Regions from separate parts of the Homo sapiens genome. Here region 2 is linked to region 1. A link is a loop called in an ENCODE intact Hi-C map of the cell type or tissue named here. Cell type or tissue: PC-9. All regions are shown on one strand.

What was found. Peaks named below come from ENCODE experiments on the same cell type or tissue, not always from the same donor. Only the 100,000 strongest peaks of a DNase experiment are listed, where the experiment ranks them.
Region 2: it touches region 1 in a loop (16-fold over the local background); 7 of 110 quality-filtered maps call a loop at or near these places.

The regions. Positions count from the first base shown.
Region 1 is chr3:139,197,747-139,205,746 of GRCh38, forward strand. No RefSeq gene overlaps it. Among named protein-coding and RNA genes, the nearest start is that of PISRT1, 32 kb to the right of the region's middle. RefSeq lists an enhancer at 1,995-2,044. In PC-9, no CTCF peak of the experiment used is centred here; DNase peaks (open chromatin) are centred at 1,995 and 4,735.
Region 2 is chr3:138,932,368-138,940,367 of GRCh38, forward strand. LINC01391 (long intergenic non-protein coding RNA 1391) reads right to left here. Exons shown (of 3, transcript NR_121649.1): 3 at 2,822-6,069. Among named protein-coding and RNA genes, the nearest start is that of LINC01391, 7.7 kb to the right of the region's middle. RefSeq lists an enhancer at 3,880-4,174. In PC-9, CTCF peaks have their summits at 4,003 (motif pointing right) and 4,208; no DNase peak of the experiment used is centred here; H3K4me3 peaks cover 1,123 bases.

The DNA.
Region 1 (8,000 bases):
TCCCACCTCAGGCTGGTGGGAAGGGTGTCAAGGCTTACTCAGCCCAGCAGGGTCATATGGCACCGAGCAGGGAGTTGTATTCTGCATTCTCAGGATTTGTGAGTGTTTCCCATGGACCAGATTGGGCCATGTACACAAGAACTGGCTGAGAGCCATTTGTTCTGCTGCCTAAGAGTTCTACATGGAAGGGGTCACTGAAACCAGCTATACCACATGTGGGATCCAGACCTCATCTCCTGGCCAGCCTTGGAGAATCATCTTTCTCTTTCCGAACACCTCTTCCCTCTTCTCTGTCAGGACTCTGGGCATAATCCTCTCAATAAGTCTGGGGGCAGAGCCTGCTAGTTGCCCCAAGGATCCATTCTGCCCTTATTCCACAGCAATAAGATTTGTAGCTGGGCACATAGCTGTATAGCTGGAGACTATATTTCTTAGCTTCCCTTGCAGCTGAGGGGTGACTTTATCACTAAGTTCTTATCAATGGATTCTGAGCAGAAGAGATGTGTGAGGGATTTGTTGGTAATTATTTAACAACCAGCTCTTCAGAGAAAATAAAGCCTTGACTGTAGTGTTTACGAGTTTCCATGGTGTCAGTGTTCTAGCCATGGCTGACTTCAAGCTACAAATGTGGATTGAGGAGAGATGTGCACAGTCATCTCTTGGAGCCAGTGAGATCCAGCACACCACTGGGGCGGCTTCTGGCTCATGCCCTTTAAGGACCCAGGCTTGGGCCTAACATGCTCTTTACCTGCTTCCTTCATGCTGGCTGTGATGCAGACATGGTAGAGAGCCATCTTGTGCCATGTGGAAGAGGGCAACATTCCAGGGATGGCAGACCAACAAGAGAAAGGGAGCTTGGGCCACAGTGACTATGGGGGCAGAGGGGCTATTTTGGTTCACAAATTTGCATGAGGGTAAAATAAACATCAATCTTATTTAAGTCATTTTGGTTTTAGGGTTTTCACCACAAATAGCTGAATGTCTGAAGTTTAATTCACCCAGGAGTCCATAAAAATAGAAAGAGAGGTTGCCATTCAGCAGCTTCTGCTTCCTGCCTGGCAGTACCCAACTCTCCTGAGGACTGGAGGGGCACCAGGTTCAGGGCCTAGTATGAGAGAGGGAGAGGAAAACATGGACTTTCTGTCTCAGTGGATCATGCTGTCCAAATTGTTGTAGTCCATCCCTCCAGGAGGCTGTGGGTTTCTAGTGAGACCCTGATGCCCAGAAGGCACATTTTGTCACACCCTAGACATCAGAGATGTGTGACAGGTCCAGATTTGGTTTCACTTTGGTTCATGGAGAGGCTTGATCTTTTCTTTGTGCTAGCAGCCCAGTTGCTGTCTGTCTTCTCAGCTTCTGCCTGGTCTCTGACTCAGTCTGCCATTTCCTCAGGGCATGGCATCCCACGTACATTGCTGATGATCACCCAGCCACCATGTGAGGTTCAATGCCTGAGGACTATTCTTGCCACTGGACAGATGAGCAAACCAAAGCCCAGATAATCTATCTTGCTTGTGTAATCTCTTAATAGTCTAACTTCTTTAACTGGCTGTGGGCTCCGGGGAGGCAGGGATCATGTCTGGTGTGTTTGCTGTTGTAGCCTCAGTGCCCACCTCAGTGCCTACTTTGGGGCTGGCATTCAATGAAGGTTGATTCTCTTAATAAAAAGAATCCTTGTTACCGGTTTTTTTTTTTTTTTTTTTTTTTTTTTTTCCCAGAACTCAAGCAGAATTGTGGTTCTCAGCCTGGTGTACTTTCAAGTGCAAGAATTACTGGAAGCACATTGGAGATTTTGCCCCCCTCCTCCCCCAGGGGACTTGGGGCAATGTTCACTTGGGGCAATGACACTTTCAATTGTCAAAACTGGGAAACAGGTGCTACTGGCATCTAGTAGTTAGAGGCCAAGAATGCTGCTAAACATCCTATAATGTACAGGATAGCCTCCTACAACAAAGGGAACTATGACAAAAATTATCCATTCCAAACATGAGTGGTGTAGAGGTTGAGAAACACTGGTATTAATAGAATTTGCAGCCTCTGGGGATGGAGAGTCCCTGCAAAAGTTGCAGTAGCAGAGGCAGCAGCAGGCTCTTCTGTGGCCAGAACCAGCCCTTTTCCTTCCTAAGGGGGTTTCTGCAAAGCTCAGATCACAGACAGGCCTTGCTGGGGCAATCTTTCTTAATGGGCTGTGGCTGACTTAGCTCCTGCTTCACGAAGTGTGTTGTAAGTCCTCCTGACTTACTTAAAGCTGGTAGAAACGTTGTTGGCATGACATGCCTGCATGGCCATGTGAAAGATGCATCAAAAGGTAAAAAAACAAAACAACCCCACCCCCCTGAAAACTACCTTCTCTTTGGCTTAATAATTTCTTTTCCAGGAATAAAGCCAAAGTAAATAATTGAAGAAATACATAGCAATTTATCTTGGGGATATTCAGGGCAATGTTGTTTATAGTAGCAGTAAGTCAGTAGGGAATGCTACATTGTGATACACTCATATAATGTGCATTGAGGGTTGCATTTAGCTTCAAGAAACCAAGAATGTGACCAAAGGGGCTTTAACAGATGGATTAATTTATTGCAATAAGAAGTCCAGAAATAGATCATTTCAGGCTGATGCAGCAGCCCAAGAATATCATTAAGAACCCAGACTCCATCTAATTTTGTACTTTCATTCTTAAGGTTACAAGATGGCTTCCTCTGAAGGTATGACTTTAGCATGATGGAGGGGAGGAAAGAGGAAAAGGGCAAAAAGGCATGAGTCTATCCATTTTTATGAACTTTACCTGAAGACACACCCAGTGATATCTGCTTTCAGCTATCGGCCGCAACTGTTCCAGGGCTACTCCTAACTGCAAAGGAGTCTGGGAAAGTAAGAATTTTTGGCTTTCCAGATTCTTTAATAAGAAAGTTAGAGGAGTAGGAAGGAGGTCATAAAACCAAATGCTGTCAAGTAGTCAATTTGTTGTATCTGCCACAACAAAGTAGACTTTAGAAATTGTTTGGTAACATGAAAATTTTCAGGCAATGTAAAGTTTGGCCAAAAAAAAAAAAAGATTCAAAAGCATAGCCACAATATTATTTTAATTTTCAAAACAAAATGATATTTTTACATTTGTTACAGAAAAAATCTGGGAGAAAACCTACTTGTGAGGGTGACTCTGGGATTTTTAAGTTCTTTCTCTCTCCCTCTACTTTTTAACATGACCTTTTAAAATAAGTTTTGTTTTTCAAACCCCAAACTGGCTAATCTTTACCAAAACACTGAAGGCCAGACCCCTTCCTAGACTCAGGGCTTCCTAGATGCTGTGCTTTGATGTGGTGGCCCAGGGCACCATCATTCCCCAGAGCTAGGGCTGATCTGGGGGTATAGCAGTCCCCACCGCCTTGTTCCTTAGGCTGCTCCTGAGAGCTGTCTCGTGGAACTTCACTCCTGTGCCTGTTTCAGTAGGACTGATGTGCTCCTACCAAGGGATCTCACACTAAGCTGTTATCAGTCACTCTACCAAGTGGGAGTGAGATTCCTGTGTCAAAAGTAGAGACCTTTGACCCTGGAAGTAGAGAGTAAGCTGAGGCAGAATCTCCAAGGCAGATAAAGAAATTTAATGACTGGAAATGAGGAAAGCAAGCAGGTGACGGGTTGTCCTTCTGGCCTTGTCTGGGGTTGCCTTGACCTAAATGAATGGAGGGAGTGGTAGGCAGGGGCGGTGGGTGGGTACCATCTCCAGGGTTGGGAGGCCTGGGTCTGTCACCTCACCTCTCTGATCCTTAGTATAATAGCAGACAAATCGGTCACCTTCATTGAGCACATCTACATGTTAAGTTCTCAGCACTCATTGAATACTCCCAGCACCCCCATGAAGAGGGTGCTCTTATGATTACGATGTCACAGATAAACTTCATGAGGCAGCAGAAAATGGCTGCCCTGAGGTTTGCTGCCTGTGTTCAGGCTCTTCCCTCATGAGCAGTATGACTTGGAAAGTTATCTAAGTGCTCTGTGCCTCAGTCTCCTCTCTAAAATGGAGATAATAATAGAGTCTACATTATGGGATTGTTATGAGGAATAGTTGAATTAATGCGTGTAAAAAGCCCAGCACTGGGTCTGGCAAATCAAGTCAATAAAATGTCAAGTTCTATGAATATTAGAATTTTGTGCAGATCAAAAGAAATAAAGTACATCAAATGACAGATACATAGAATGTGTACAATAAATGTGTCTACCTCATATGCCTCGCACCTGCTTCGTTCACTCCTGTGATAGATAGATGAGGAACTAAGGCCTGGAGAATAAAAAGGGATTTTCCAAGGTCACACAGTGAGAGTGGGGCAAATCTAGGTTCTAAAAACGAGTTTCCTGCCTTCTAGCAAAGAGCAGGATACACACAGCAAACTTCCCTGGGAAACTTAAAACAGGGAAAAATGGAAGTTGGCAAAGCACCTGGGGACAGGGGTCCTGTGCCACCCCAGGGTAGGAAATGAGCCTCAGGAAAGACTGAGAAGTCACCTGACACCACACCACATGGACCTCCTGTTTCTGTCCGCAGGGAGGGGCCACATGAGGCCTCCCCTCAACACCCCCTCAGCCTCAGGTAGCCCTTCCCTGGGGTCAGACTGGGTATGCCTGAGCCATCTCAGACCTGGTCTCTCCTGGAACGAAAGGAATGCTCCTTGCTGTACTTGGGTTCCCTGAATAGTCACTGACTTTCGTTCTCCACATCCTGCTTTCTCAGGCTCAGCCCGGGCTGGCTGTCATGTGTCAGCTTGGATGACAGACAGCTCCAGAGCCCCACCACCTGGCCTTTCTCAGTAGCCTGGCCAGGAAACCAGATGTAAGGTGAAATTCAGCAGCCACTGACATCAAAGGCACCAAACTGATGTCACAGCTCCTGGGCCACTGGGGATCATTTGTTGACAGGATGACTTTGTAGGGAGACAACTCTGGGAAAGCCTGGTCTTCCCCCAGCCCCAGTCCCTGTCCTCACCCAGGGCTGATGGCCACAATATCAACTTTCTCTTGGAGGGCATGCAGCTACATGGTGTGTGGTTTCAGGACTGCTACACACAGTACACCGTGCAGAGTTGCTGGGCAGTCCCTGAGGTTAGCTAGGCCAGGCCCAAGATGCTTCTGGGTTGGTGAATGGCAATAAATGTGGTGTGAGACTGTTTTGAGCATTTTGTAAAGCTGATTAGAAAGCCAATGCTTTGCCAAAATGAGGAGTACCAGGTTATCTAAGACAGTTTGGCATTTGGCTGAAATTGCACCAATTCTATGTGGTCCCAGAGGTTAGCCCATCCTAGTCAACAGTACTGATTGGCTTTGATGACATTAGAATTCCTAAAATATAGGGGATAAAATAAGAGAAGTCCTTTATGGTGAGAAGGTGGTGACCCCCAGATTGCATCATCCCTGAGATTCTTTCTGCTTCTGAGATTCTAGTACTGAAATTGATTCTGAGTTCTGGGTGTTCAACCTGAGGTATACACAGGAGAGTGTAGGGTACTAGACAATCAAGAGGTTAACCTGCCTTACCTGCCTGTGATATTATCTACACCTGGAGATGTTTGGTTGAAAATCAGTAGATAATTTAAAACGTTATTTTTCTATGAAAACTTAATCCAAACTCTGCTTTCAATTGTTTGGACACCTTGTCATCCTTTTTGAATGCACTGGCCCTTTATCCTTTCTCTAACCCCTTCAGAATTACCCTGAAGAAAACATCTAGCTAATTCATATTAGACTTAACCCAATGGAAAGAATTTCATTGGTAGAATTTCAGGCTCCTAGAACAAGGTGGGTGCAGACTAAGGGCGGTGGGGTGGTGGTCACCTCTAGCTGGGGAGAAGGTTGGATGTCCCTGGTAGGCCTTGGGGTGGGGGGAATTCTGGATGTTTGCTGATCCCCCATCCGGTGCTCTGAGGCTCAACCTTCCTCTTCTCTTAGGTGGTGAAAGGGAGATTCATTTTCCTAAGGGGGCTTTGGGGCCTGGTCAGTGTTCTCTATAAGGGTCCCCAGGAATTCTTCCACTCAGGCTGGACTCAGTCATCTGCCAAAGGCCAGGAGAGTTGGCTGGGTTCAGGCCCAGAGTTGCATCAACCCCGTCATACCTCTCTGATCTAGCTACTGACTGTCCCTGTGTCCCTCATGGAGGGCAGGTCTCTCTTGGAAGGCAAGAGAGACAGAGGAAGGGCACTAGACCTGCTGCAGGGAGCTTGGGCAGGACTGACAGGGGACTCTTCATGCTTGTCTTCAAGGCTTTTCAGCATCGGGCTCTTTTCTGAGAGACAGAATGGCAGGTAGGCAGATGAGGAGCACTGGGGGCTGCCAAGGCCCTCCCCAGCTCTGCCATGCTGTACATCCACAATCTAAGGGCTGGGAACCTGAAGGCAGTTCTTGTAAAAGGAAAATGTGGAGTCTTCTCAGGGGCAGAGGGGCACTGTAGTTTAGAATACAAGTCCAAGCCTTTCCTGCTTGGCAAGGGCTGTCTAGTGTATCTTACATCCTTCCATCTAAGACAGTTTTGCATTTGGCTGAAATTGCCCCAATTCTACATGGTCTGCATTTTTTTCTGGAAACCCTATAGGGAGAAGAATGAGAGAACAGGGAGTAGAAAAGAGAGAGTGGGTGAGAGTGGCTGCCACCAGAACAGGAAGGGCTTGGACTTGTGTTGATGCTGTTTGCCAGCCCAGAGAGCACAACCTAGGTGTGCTGGCCAATGGCTGGAGCCTGGAGACTTGAGAAAATATTAATATCTGACTAAGGAATGGGCTCTTTCTTCTCCCACTCCTAAGTCATGCTTCTGCCCCAGAACTCTGCCTATGGGCCTCAGACAGGGCACTGAGGTGTATCCCAGCCTTCTCTACAGCCCTAGCCATAGCCAATGGGAGCTGACAAGCAGCCTAAAAACACACAGCAGCCTGACGCCCCACTAATCTCCGCATCATCTGTGGGTGAATGTTTCCAACAGAGGTGGAGGAGATGATAAAAGGAGCAGTGTTTCTGCATGCAGCACTTCTATTGAAGCATGTTTGCATGGCAATTTGCATCAGCACATTTTTAATATCCATAAACCCATGCCGGCAAGGATGGGAGCAGCCTTGTGCCAAAACTTCAGGCTTTGCAAATGTCTGGACTTAGGAGGGAGTGGCCAGTAAGCAGGCAGGAGGCTGTCTTACTGGCTGGATTCCTCCAGCATGCAGTGTCCACACCACATGCCCTTCTGGGGTTTCCTGAAGCCTCTGGCCCAGCTCCTCAGAGTTGCCATATCTAGGCAAACCCCTATCCAAATAGCTACTCTTGCAGTTTGGTCTCAGAAAGCATGCATGTTTCCTTAGGGCAAAGTTGTTTATCACTCAGAGTTGAACTAACAACTTTCACTCCTGATTGATGGGGCTGATAGTCAAAAAAACACTGCTTCCTAATGATGGCAGATATTCAAAGTGCTGTTCCACAGGACATCACACGCATGGTGAGAGGGCCAGGAATGACCCAGAAGGCAGCATTTAGTCCCTCAACCTTCCCATAATGTTTCTAGAAATGTTTGAGGAGCAGAAGTTGCTACCAAGAATGATAAAACTTGGTCCCTGATCTCAAAAGTCAGTTGGGAAAAATGAAGGTCTCAAGGAGTCAGTTTGGAAAATAAAGGACAAAATGGATAGAAAGGACAGTTATAGGACAGTGAGTGGTATGTGAAGAGAACAGCAGCTACTTCCCTGAATTGAGGAATAGGTTGTCATTCCCACTGAGGTTATCAGAGAAAGCTTTGTGGAGACAGGGTCATTTGAAGGATGGGCCACTTTCCAGTGTCAAGGTGAAAAGCATAGAGTCCTATTGCTGAGGATGGGGCAGTGACAAGTTGGGACCTTTGGCCCAGTATGGGTATGGAGTTTGGATCTGGAAGAAGGAATGGTGATAATGAGAGAGGAGTATTCCCAACTAAAGGCTCTGAGTGCAGAAATGTAGAAAACACCCAAGGAAACTGTTAGCTCCAAGAGAAGCCCCAC
Region 2 (8,000 bases), 270 kb before region 1:
ATTGCTTAAAAAAATAATCTCAATACCCTGGCTACACCCAAGACATGGAGGTAAGACACAATATTTTTTTTTTTTTTTTTTTTCGAGATGGAGTCTCCCTCTGTTGCCTAGGCTGGAGTGCAGTGGCGCGATCTCGGCTCACTGCAAGCTCTGCCTCCCGGGTTCATGCCATTCTCCTGCCTCAGCCTCCCAAGTAGCTGGGACTACAGGCGCCCACCACCACACTCGGCTAATTTTTTGTATTTTTAGTAGAGATGGGGTTTCATGGTGTTAGCCACGATGGTCTCGATCTCCTGACCTCGTGATCCACCTGCCTCGGCCTCCCAAAGTGCTGGGATTACAGGCGTGAGCCACCGCGCCCAGCCAAGGCACAATAGGTTTTTAAAGCCCCTGAGGCAATTTTGTAGTGCAGCTAGGATCAAAAATCCTTGAGCTATTGATTGAGTGGTTGGACAGGCTAGACTGAAACAAATGACTTCCTGGGGTGTCTGCTTAGCCTCTCATGAGTGCCATGACTGCCCTCTTCCCACAAGGAGCGACCATCAGAAGCTACCAGCAGACCCTCTTCCTCAGCTCCAGTTGACAGGACTGGGGTGTATCTCCAGGACAGTACCTGACCCAGGATACCAATCAGCTTTCTCACACAGGAAGATTGAATTGACACTCAGAAATTATAGCTGTCGCTGGAGCTCCTCTCTCAAATGGAGCAGAGGAGAGACCTGACCAGAGCAGCAGGAAAAGTTGGTTCTTGCCATCACCTCAGCTCCTGTTGCAGCATAGCCCTTCAGGGAGTCTGGCTACCACCCTGCCTGGGTCTCCAGGGGTCACTCATGAATCCTTATAAAAACACCCCCCACCCCAGCCACCCGTTTGGTTTAAAGCCAGCTCTAGTGGGTTTATGTTACTTGTGACCAAAGAGGCCTGCCGTGTGCACAGACAACAGCCCATCAAAAGCACATAAAAACAAATATGTATTCACTTCCCCCACCACAGTTACACCCAAGCTCTTTCTCATTCCATGTGGTCCCAACGGAAGACTGTTTGGAATCTGCATTTTCTGGAGGCCACCTGGAGAAACCTGTTTTCAATTCAATTGAGAACTGCAGTGATTCCCTAATGTGGCTCCACAGGCTTCTTCAGAATCACCTGGAGGAACTACAGATACACACAGATTGCCAAGCGCCATCTCCAGAGGCAGAAGCTGTTTAGTTTGAAGATGATCTTGAAATCTGTGTTTTAAAAACTTTTTTCCATGAAATTTTGATGTGCAGTTGATTCTACTGGGATCAGGCTGGTTGGGTTAATTTTTTAAAAAATTAAATTCCTCTTTAACTGCATCCTAGATGGAGGTGGTGTTGCTATCAACCTATCATTTCTGGGAGATGGATTTTGGAGGCATTTTGTCTGGGAGATGGATAAGGGCCTAGTCTGTGGATGAACTAAACAGAGCCCAGTGAGGTTCAGGCTCGTTGGAGTACATGTAAACATCAATCAGGCCAAAGGGACTTTTCCAGGTTGGCTGCTTGAGCTGGTCAAATGAACCAGATCATTTACTTTGCCTTCTGAGCTCTGTAGACACAACCAAAAGAATAAAAAAAGTGTGTGTGTGTGTGTGTGTGTGTGTGTGTGTGTGTGTGTAAGGCAGCAAATATACCTTTTACTCTAGAAACAAAAATATCATTTCTGACCCAACAATAGCCGGATCCTTGTGAATGAAGGGTTTGCATATTTTCCTGTTTTAACGGTTCTAGTATAAACAGCCCAAGCCCAGGCCTGATTGTCAGAAGGTCCTGAGCAGCCCAACCAGAATGCTGGAAATGACTCCTTCAGCCCTGAGGACCTGGATCCGGCTTAGTGCCAGGATTTGAGCTTGTGTTTAACAGTAGCAATGGGGTCAGAAGTTGAGGGAGAGGGCAATTGCAGTGGTCCCCAAGACCACAGCTAATGCCAGAACAACAGCAATAGCAGCTGCAGAGCCAAAAGAAGCAGTAGCTATGGTGTATTGATAATTTATCTGTACAGCCCTAGGCTAAGTGTGTCATTTGTTTGAATACTTACAAAAGCTTGATGTGGTAGGCATTATTATTCCAATTTTTAGAATGAGGTTCAGGGAAGTTGAGCAGCTTTTCTGAGGTCACACAGCTTTTAAGGGGAAGACCCAGGATTACATGAAGGCATGTTTGACTCCTAACCATTACAAGACACTGTACACAGTAGCCCAGGTCACAAACATCATCTTGTGTGCCAGTTGGGGATACAGGGCTTTGGTCCTAGAAGCAGGCTAGGACAGCTCTTCAGACACATTGCTGGTTCCTGCCATCTTTCAAGATGTCCCTCTCACCACCCCAGCTACACTGGTCTCCAGCAGAGGGAGATGGCTGGCAGCAGGGGCTAGAAGGCCCTCTTCTAGGTCAAGGCAGTCCCTAATATCTGGGTGGATTTTTTGTGTCCTGAGAATGGGACCATGACTCTCTTTGTTAGGCTAGCAAAAGACTCAACATTGGCCAGGCATAGTGGCTCATGTCTGTAATCCCAACACTTTGGTAGGCTGAGGTGGGTAGATCTCTTGAGGTTAGGAGTTTGAGACCAGCCTGGCCAACATAGTGAAACCTCGTCTCTACTAGAAACACAAAAATTAGCTAGGTGTAGTGGCGGGCGCCTGTAATCCCAGCTACCCGGGAGGATGAGGCAGGAGAATTGCTTGAACCTGGGAGGCAGAAGTTGCAGTGAGCTGAGCTGGTGCCACTGCACTCCAAGCTGGACGACAGAATGAGACTTCATCTCAAAACAAACAAGAAAAGAACAACAACAACAAAAAATTAAAAAGAAAGGCTCAACATTTATTGATCAACTACTGATTATATGATTATATATTAACTGATCCAGACGGATCCAGAGAGTGTGGCTTAAGGAGACTTTCCTGGGCCTAAAACAGATAATTGGTGCTGGTGTATAACAAAATTATGGTTCATCCAAAGGATGGATTATTAAGCAATAATTGAAAATCATTTTTCAAAGAATAAGATATGGAGAAAAACCCTATGGCGAAAGGTTTAAACAAGCAGGATACAAAACTGCAAATTTTATGTATATTTGTTAATTATGGAAATTAGGCTTATTTTAATTGAAATATATAAATAAAAGACTGGAAAGATGCCATCGAAATGTTAACCATGGTTACCTTGTGGGAGGAGGGATGGGATTATTGTCGCGTTGGTGTTTTTTGTGCATTTTAATGTTTTATTTTCCCAATTTTCTTCAGTTTCAATTATCTTTGTGAGGGGAAAAGTGAAAATGTTAAAGTCCTAATACATAGCACTGGAAATGCATAGATATGATGACTGAGTAATTTTTACCCCACCCTGTCTAGAATGGATGCAGCAGGCAGAAGTGTCTCTTCGCCTCACTGCCTAAAGTTTATTTCAAGGGCAAGAATGGGGGCCTCTGGAATCAGTTCTGTCTCGGCAGAACCTGAGCTAGGCCTGTGCCGTGCGGGTAGGGAGCAGCCCCTTCCGGTCGTCGAGGCGCTCTTAATTTGGTTGGAGAGACAAGTGCACTACAAGAAACAGAGGCAGCCAAGCGCCTGGGCCACCATCAAGTAAGGTTGAAAAGGGGAGGGCAGGTAGATCGGGACCCGTGGGCGCCAATCAATGCTATGGTGGCGGAGAGTAAAGGGGACGAACACAGCCTGGGGCCATCCCCGGAGTCCCCCAGCGTCCGCCTGTGGCCGTGCCTGGTTGGCCGCGGATCCCGGCGGGCGCCGCAAAGCGGCGGGATTGCCAGCGCAGAGCTCCGGCTCTCTGCCTTGTCCCTGGGTCCGAGCACCGGAGCCTCTGGTGTCTGCGGGGAGAAGTCTCGGATTGAGAAATACGGGAGGGTCTCGTCAGTGGCTGCAGGTGCGGCAGCCACTCTGGGGACCCAGTGAGAATGGGGTCGCCTGGCTCTGCGCGAACCCCTCACGTGGGTGCAGCTCCTGAGCCGCCGAGGGAGGCGGTGGTAATGTCGCCCAGTGCCAGCAGAGGGCAGCCTCGAGGCCGTGAGCCCGAACGGCGACCTCGCCAAACCGCGGGCTCCCTTCCAGCTCCCGGATTCTGCGGGGTAGAGGCGGCCTTGGAGCCCAGAGACCAGCGACCTCAGTCTGCAGGAGCCCGGCGCAGAGGCCCAAGGGCACCCCCGGGATGTGGTCAAGCTACAGCCCTTAGGCAGCCTCACTCTGCGACGGCAAGGGCTTAGAGGGTGGAGGGGGACCAGATGCCTTAGGAGGGGTTAGAAAGCCAACGCACACAGGGAATTTGTTTTCAAGCAACAGATTCCAAGCATGTGGAAACCTTTTAAATGATGCTGGTGAGAGCTATGATAGTTTTCGCATTCTTGGCGAGGGAAGTCGGAGGCTAGTAGCGGGATGGCTCCTGGGCGCGCGGGAGACAGAGGGACCAGCGATCCTTGCTGGGGGCAGAGGGACTGTGGACCAAGGATCCAGACACACTTAATTGGGGATTCCAGTCCCGACTGTGGCCACTCAACTGGCGTTGAACTTGAGCAACTCACTATACCGCTCTAGCCTCCGACTAATCACTTCTGTAAAATGGGCATTGTGGGCTCCGAGTCTCGTAAGGGCGCTAGGGATTCGAGACAGCAGGAATTTCCTCACTGCTCCAGCAACCCTGGGTTCCTGGGTTTGTAGGTGGGCTGAAAGGATCCTTTCATCGCACGTTTGCCTGGCGTGGCTGCTTTAGAGACCGAGGCCCGCCAGGCTTTGCAACCCAGTTGCGCGTGGTCAGCCATGGCCTTGGAACCGCCGGGATCGCCTCAGCGGCACTCCGGCCAGCTCCCGACTTCCCGCCCTGGGCACTAGGGTCACCCAGCTCCAGAAGATAGTGCTTATCAGCACAGGAATTGAGACCCCACACCCGGCGCAGTGGGTCTCCCAGGAAGCCTGGCGAAGAGCCAAGGCCCGCCGGACCTGAGGTCGCCTGGGGCGCTAAACAGACCCATCTATGAGCACATTCGGCCAACACACCCAAGTTCAACAGTGGGCGGGATCTTTGGCTGGCCTCGATCTCTCTCACAGTGTGTGCAAACGGGTACCCATTAGATTCTTTTTGCTTGTTTCCTCATCTGTAAACTTTGAAAGGAGAGTATTTCCCGGGGTGATTCTGAAAATCATGCCAGAACTGAAAAGGCCTGTGTAAATGCGAGGTGTAATGATGACTTATTAGAAGCAGCCAGCCCTGTACGTGCCTGTAGGATAGATGCTAGAACGTTCTACAAATGTGTGCACATACACATCACGTATGTGTGAAGGTGCACACCTGTCCCTAGACACTTGACAAATGCACACACGTATGCGTGTACCTCTGGCTGAGAGCAAAGGGGCTAATACAGGGCTCATACAGGACATCATCCTGCAGTCTTGTGCGTGCACAGTACACACGCGAGCACGACTGTCTGTGCCTGGAGACACCGTATGGCACCGGAGGAGCTGCTCAGCCGTCGGTGCCACCTGGGAAGTAGGGTTTCGGGTGCTGCTCTGGAGCGCGGGAAAGTCCGGATCCGGGTCTGCTGGTCAGCGCTTCGGCGCCGCCGGGCTCCTTTATCTCTCATCCGCCGGCCGGTGAGCGGCTCCAGTTTCAAGACCCCCGATCCTGCCGGTGAGGGGAGGGAGCGAGAAGGAGTGCGCTCCGGGCCCAAGAGGCTGCAGGGCCCCACTCCCCAGGTCTGTCGTCCTTCCTTTATCTCCTCAGGTCACACCCCCACTTAAAATAAAGAAGGGTGCCTGACTCATTCAGGTCAGGGAAGTCGGCCCCCGGGAGCCTCCTGCCCTCACAAGCCATGGTGAAGGGAGGCGAAGCCAGGGTTTGCCACGGCCTGGGAGAAAATGCGGCTGCAGGGTCTCTTTGGGCTGCAGCGCTGGCCCGGGGCCCCAAGACTGTTAAGGTGTGTGTGGGAGGCGCGCAGTGTGGCTACCGAAGAGCCCTCCATCACCGCACCGGCAGGCCGCCGGGCTCGTCCTCCTCTCATGCTTCCAAGGGTTCTGAGCTGCGCAGCACTCGCATCACCCAGAAGTGTCTGTGGAGAAAACGACCTCAGGTGTAAGCCCAAGGCTGCTGCCTGCAAAGGCAATGCCGTGGAGACTGGGTTCCACAGCGACCTGGGTTTTTAAGTCACCGAAAGCTACAGGGCAGGGTCACAAACACTCTCCCGCCTTCTCTGCAGAACCGTGCGGCTGACAGGAGAGCGTTGCGCAGAAAATTCGAGGCCGGGCGCTGGAGGAGTCTCCGCGGCCCGGAGAAGGCACAGAGGCGCCCCTGAGAGGCGCAGCTGGAACAGGCGATGCACGGGTTCGGATCTGGCCGGCCAACCGAGCCCAGCGGTCGCGAAAACCAGAGTCGCCACAGAGGTTGAGCACGATTCCATTTCTGGGGATCGGGTCCGGTGGGGAGCCACTGTCCCTAACGCCTCCAGAGACTTTAAGTAGGACAATATAATGCTGGTAGGAGCAAGGTGCAAGGAATTTAGCGGCAGAAGCCTTTCGGGGGGGTGGGGAAAGGCAGATCCGTGCCTCGTCTGAGCCTGGGGGTGGGGACAGCCCCTGGCCTTGTAGCCCCTGTTCCGGGGATCAGCTGGGCCCACCTAACCCCCCTACATGGGGTTGAAAGGGGCCAATGGGACGGCCCCGCCGCCCCTCCCTCGGGATTCCACAGGGCCCTGACCCGGCCTTTATCTCTGCACGGTCAGCAGTCGCGGGGGCTTCAGGAAGGAGGACAAAGGCCCGGTGTCACCGCGGGCGGGGGCTCGGTTTCCTGGCTCTCTGCTCACACTCACAGCCTTTAGCGGTTGTTGGGGGAAGATTTTTAAAAATATGTGTCGAATTTCCTTTTTTTCTCTTCTAGAAACAAACAAACAAAAAAGGCAAAAGGCGAATTCCCCTTCACTCCTCGTCCATAGAGATTAAAGTTTCCTGGGATCCTGCCCTTTTTTTTTCTTTGACTGCCTAGAAATACTTGTTCTCCCTTGTACATAGAGGAAAATGCGGGGAAAGGTTTTTTAAAACTCGGTTTCATACTATTATTATTACTAAGGACAACCGGGCAGGCTGAGGTCCCAACGTGGATGATCCGAGTTGGCCTCGCGCCGGGGCTCTGCAGCCACTGCCCTGTGCGCTCAGCACCTCTGGGGGCGATCAGGGCCCCTGCGCTTCCGCCCGCCGCCCGGCAGTCGAGAGCACCCTGTGCCCAGACTGGCCGACTCATTCTCCCCCGAATTTTGTTTAGAGCTGGCAAGGGGGACTTAGCTCGCGCCCCAAGACCTGGGCTTGCAGCGCCGCCAACAGGCCCGGGGACACGAGGCGCTCCAGGCCGGGGTCTTCCCGGCTGCTGGCCCCTCTCGCTCCCCACCCGCTGGCGGCGCCTCGGTCGCCCGCAATTGACCCAACCCGCTTCCTGCGTTTGCCCCTCAGGTTTCCCGTTTCTCCACAAAGGCCTAGGGGAGCCTCGCCCACAGGCTGACCCTGCAACCTCTGGCCCGGTGGCTACCTTCTGCTTTTCTGAAAAAGAAAAGGAAAAAAAAAAAAAAAAAGAAAAAATCAACCAGTCGAGGGAGGCGCGTGAGGACTGGAGGCGCCAGCCGGACAGCCTATGAGTAGGTCCCTGGGTCGGTGCCGCTTCGCGGGTCAGCACGGCCTTTCTCAGAGAAAACCTCCTAAACGTGTGAAGACCGCTTTGGGGGAAGCGAGAGGGAGGTTGGAGGAGCCCCGGGCGGGGTCTCAGCGCCCACCAGCTGTGCCTTCAGGGCTTGGGTGTTCGCTGCAACGGCAACCGCGTGAGCCTCACTCCCACGGCCAAGGGGCTAGGGCAGGGTGGATGCAATCGCGTGCGCCTGGCCCCGGAAGGTGCTCGCAGGGGGTGCCTGTGGCCAGCTGGGTTAGGAAGTCAAATCCTAGAAAGTTATTACTAAAGGTTTTTTTTCCCCCTTCCTTTCTTCTTTCCTTTTTTGCTTCC